Linked DNA regions of Mus musculus: region 1 is linked to region 2. Evidence: chromatin loops called from intact Hi-C (ENCODE). Cell type or tissue: left cerebral cortex. All regions are shown on one strand.

Region 1 (2,500 bases), 82 kb before region 2:
ATCTCAGGGCTCATTGTCAGTCTAACTCAGAAGCCCTGAGCAACATGTTCAGTGAAAGACTACGCTTCAAATAAATAAGGTGGAAAGCGAGAGAAGACACCTATCACTGTCCTGGCCTCCACGTACACAGAAGGTCAACAAGAAGTGCATTAATGGATATATCTTTTAGTTTTGCAAGATGAAAGAATCGGTGCTTGGTTGGAGCCAATGCACACTGACCTGTACAGTTCGGTGATTTAGATGATAAATTTTATATTACATCTATTTTACATAATTTTTTATTTAGAGAGGATAGAACAAATGCAATTGGTGCCATTCTATATACCAATCTGGAAAATATTACAGTAAGTGAGAGAAGCCCAAACAAAACCTACAATAATATGCTCAATGCTCGTATGAAAAATCCAGATGAGGTGAACCCAAGAGTAACCGAGTAGAGGGTGGAGGAGGGTAGAGAATAGGTGTGGCTCCTAACAGGAATCATTTGGGGTGAGGAGCAAAGGTTGACCAAGCTACACAAAGGAGGGAGCTCCTGATGTGTTACTACACAGTTGGGGTCTATAGCAAATGATGATGTACAATATACTGAAAAGGATGCTGAGTGCTTTCATCATGAAGACGTAACAAATGCCGGAGGAGACAGTCTCAAACATTAACCCATGGGTACATGTGTTAAACTATTCCTGCCTTCTCATATACCTGTACATTTTGTATGTGCCAATTGCTTAAAGTACAATAAATATAGGAAAGGAAGAAGGGACTGACTTGAGTCTGAAATGCTGCTGGAAGAAGTTCAAATAAGTCATCTTCAGAGACTGCCTGCCACCGAGCCCTCAAAGTGTGGGGCTTTTTTAGCTGACTAGAATATCCATCTCTCCCGGGAGACGCTGACTGTCGATCTAACCTCGAATCTCCTCAGAGCTCTAAGAATAGACCTGGTAGAGCATTCCCCTTAGAAACACCCTGCAGGGAATTCAACTAGCTCCTTGCCTGGTAATGATGTAATTACGAGCTGTTCATTGATAATGTGCAAAAACAATCACAAGACAGTATAAACAAACAGCTGCTGAGAGCAGGCGTCCCGCAAAATGCTAAAGGCAAACTTAAAAAAAAAAAAATCGCCGTAATCCCAAGTGTGCCGCGGAGCATATGTGACCACGCAGAAGTGACAAAGACACATTCTGCAGGGTTCCATATAGGCAAGAGCGTTGGGGATGGAAACCTGAAACTGGAATGGGAGGGAAAGCAAAGTGCGACTTGATTCACTCTCTGCCAGGCATCCTTCCCCATCCTTGGGCGTCTCAGCTTGAAAACGCCTTCTGTCCTAACACATTTCACACAGAGCACGGATTCACGATGCTCCTCCTAAAAACACTTTCTGGACCAGCCAACAGGAGCCTGGTGAGCTTGTTCAAGGTGCTACACGCAGTCAAAACCTTGCTGTCTTGGTGCAGTGGGCAGGCAGAACCACCCAAGATCACTTCAAGACCACCCACCAGCGAGGGCCTGGTGAAGCTTCTAGAAAAGAGTTTAAGACCCGCAACTCCTAGCATTTGAAAACTACCAAGTCATCCCTGCGGCTGAGGTCGAAACATATGTAAACAATGTAACGCTATAATAAGCAGCCACCCTCTTATTCTTGAACCTGCTGCAAAGGAAGAGTGTCAGGGCGGAGGGATTTGTCATCTGAAGCCAGCTGCACTCTCTCTGCAGCCTATATGTGTGCCAACCGAGGCAGGGCGCGCTGGGAACATTTTCTTAGTTCCTAGATTGTATAAAATGCATCGTTTGTCTTTTTGAGAAAGGGTCTCTTAAGTTCAGGCTATCCTCTAACTTACTTTGTAGTTGAGGATAACCTTAGCCTTCTATCCTGCCTCTACTTCCTGTATGTAAATGCTGGGTTTCCAGGGGTGCCCTATCATACCCTGCTTATACCATACTAAACTAATTTGATTCTATATATTTTCTTACTCTAGACATTTTGTATAAGTGGCAGCAAAAATATATGTCTGACCTTTTCACCTTTATTTTTCCGAAATATAAATGTTATTGTATGCAAGATTTCATTACTTTTTAATGGCTGAGTAGTATTTCACTAAACTTACTTTACTTTTTAAAATTGGCATACTCATAATATTTTATTCATTCATTAGTTGGTATGGACTTGGGTTGTTTCAAATTTTGGCCTTTGTGCTTATGATGATGTATTCTCTTGTATATAGGTCTTAATATAATGTATGTTTGTGTTTAATGGTGTTGTATACTTTTGTATGTGGGTTTTATTGTAATGTATGTTTCTGGCTCTCTTTCGTGTATGCCTAGGAGTGGAATTACTGAGTCATACGGTGAGTTCTGTTTAGCTTTTAGAGGAAGTCCGGGGGCAGCTGCCCCACTGCACACATGCAGCTCTTAACACTGTGGAGGTGGCAGAGCCTCTACTTGGTTCTTTGTTTCATGTTCTTTATTTTCCCAGTTGAGCTTCGAGTCCATTTTTCAAGAC
Region 2 (2,500 bases):
AGAGAGAGAGAGAGAGAGAGAGAGAGAGCGAGAGCCTGGTGAGATGGCTCAGCTGGTAAAGGCACTTGCTGCCAAGTCTGTCAACTTGAGTTCAATCTCCAGGTTGGGGTGAGAACCAACTCCTTGCATGTGTCCTCTCACTATCACAAATATACTGTAACACATGTGTGTCCATACACAGGTATGCAAAAGAAATAAAGAAAATGTGACTTTAAAAACTAAAATGTATCTACTGCTGGGCACTGGTGGCGCACGCCTTTAATCCTAGCACTCAGGAGGCAGAGGCAGGTGGATCTCTGTGAGTTTGAGGTCAGCCTGGTCTACAGAGCTAGTTTCAGGATAGCCAGGGGCTACACAGAGACGCCCTTTCTCAAAACAAAACAAAACCAAGCAAAGAAAAATCTAAAATCCCTCATTGGCCCTTTGACAGAACGTCAGTGATGGTGGTCACTTGGTATTATCGCTTTTCCACACACCACAGCTTTTATTTGTAATGGGCCTTCGATTCACAGAGAGGAATAGCTTCGCAAGGCACCCTGGTGAAGAGCCCAGCTCAGTAGTGAGGGTGCATTTGGAATGACTCTACAGACACACGAACAAAGGAGCGCCCGGAGACACAGCGCTGAGGGGGCACAGCGTGGATGAACGTTTTCCTCGCGGTAAAGTGCATCCTTAGGCCTTTGCTGAAACCACAGCTCAGATAAATAACACAAATGACACAGGCAAGGGTCTAGGAGGCAAAATCAGAAAGCAGCTGTGTGCCTAAGAACGGCTCACCACGGAAGGATCGCTAAGCCGAACAGCCCAGACACACTGGTCTTACTGCCTGGATTGGTCCTTCTCCCAGGCCAGCCTCTGCGCCTCCACACACTGCTCTTCCTCGGCTTCTAGGCTGTTCTTGTTCTGTTCCTTGGCACGTTGGATCAAACTACTCAAGCTGAAGATGCCATCTGTTTTCTGCTAAGATCTTAACTAGTGCTGTGTAATATACCATGTGCTCCAGGAAGCAGAAGCCGAAGAGTGGAATTAGCTTGCTCATGTGTGGGGGAGGTACCCACAGCTTCATTCTGCTCTGGACCAGGGCCATGAAGAGAAAGAACCTGGCATGGATTTGCATCGCGGGTTTTCGCACTAGGGCGGCTGAGAGCACAAAATGGAGTGAAGGGGCAGGATAAGGCGTTAAAAACCCAGTGACTAGCCAACTAAGAAAGCAGACATCCAGAAAGCCTCAGTGGTCATTTTAACTAAAGCCCCTCATCTGTGAAGTCACGGTGTGGGGGAGGGGAGGCATACCTAGAACTGTGAAGTCACGGTGTGGGGGAGGGGAGGCATACCTAGAACTGTGAAGTCACGGTGTGGGGGAGGGGAGGCATACCTAGAACGTAATTAAGGGCTGCAGTGTTTCAGCATCAATTAAAGACCAGATTTTGGTTAAGTTTTGAAATTAGGACACAGGTGTAAAAGGACCCAGCATAGAATGGGTCCACGTGGATGGGACAGGAAGAGCTCTGTCTGACCCTTTCTATACTCCCTGGGCTGCAGCTGCCCCAACAAAGCTTCTATACCGAGGCTGCCTCACAGAGACTCACATCCACTGTACCCATAACCCGCATTACCTTAAAGCACAGTGCTTGGGACACATCTTAGGAGTGTTGAGCCAACATAGGTTAAGTTGGGATATACTCTCCTGTTGCCTGGGCCCTAGGCTACACACCGCCTAACCCTGCCTGCCCTTGGGGGTTGGGGGTGAGGTGGCACAGAGTCAATGACACAGATTCCAGGAGCAGGTGAGGCTGCTGCAGCAAGCTCACCCCAGCACTGCTGTAAGCTCCTTTAATCCCCTCCACCCAGGAAAGCATCTCTTCTAAACAGCAGTTCCTGACTGGCCAGCATTGTCTGCGTAAGCCATCCTCAGTCTCTCAGGCAGTCCTTAACTAAGTCCTCCTGCAGGAGATGCTTTTGTGGCTACTGGCCCCACTCTTCCTGCTACACTCTTCTACATCCAGAAAGGCCAGTTTGGGTCTGTATCATCATGAACAGGCAATGAGGCAGATCCAAGTTCCAGTTCCAGCAGCTTTGTCACTGGACATTATGAGCACAGCAATGTCTGTGGCAGACGAACATTCAGTCCTCTAGTGAGCACCAGCAGCAAAATCAAGCACAAACCCTTTAAGGTTTTACACTCAGACTGTGTCAACTCTGTCAGTAGCTACTCATCCAGGGAAGAATCAACTCCTGAGAAGTTTCTGGGTCCTGGTAGAAACTGAACCACCGAGTATGAGACCCTACAGCACTCATTCTTACTTCATTACTGTAACAAAAAACCTGAGGCAGTTAAATTGATGAAATAAAAAATGTAGCTCATTTTTTAGAAATTCAAGAGTAAGCACCAGTCATCTTGTGGTGAGTGGTGGCAGTGTGACATTGTGGGAGCCTTGGTGGGTAGTGGGCAGTGTCACATTGTGAGAAGCTGTGGCAGATGAGGGTGGACAGTACCACA

What was found. Peaks named below come from ENCODE experiments on the same cell type or tissue, not always from the same donor. Only the 100,000 strongest peaks of a DNase experiment are listed, where the experiment ranks them.
Region 1: a loop joins it to region 2, with 6 times the contacts of the local background. A loop is called at or near these places in 1 of 42 quality-filtered maps.

The regions. Positions count from the first base shown.
Region 1 is chr15:12,023,861-12,026,360 of GRCm38, forward strand. No RefSeq gene overlaps it. Among named protein-coding and RNA genes, the nearest start is that of Sub1, 29 kb to the left of the region's middle. In left cerebral cortex, a CTCF peak has its summit at 1,403; DNase peaks (open chromatin) are centred at 1,287 and 2,447; H3K27ac peaks cover 758 bases.
Region 2 is chr15:12,105,662-12,108,161 of GRCm38, forward strand. No RefSeq gene overlaps it. Among named protein-coding and RNA genes, the nearest start is that of Zfr, 11 kb to the right of the region's middle. In left cerebral cortex, no CTCF peak of the experiment used is centred here; a DNase peak (open chromatin) is centred at 1,000; H3K27ac peaks cover 1,330 bases.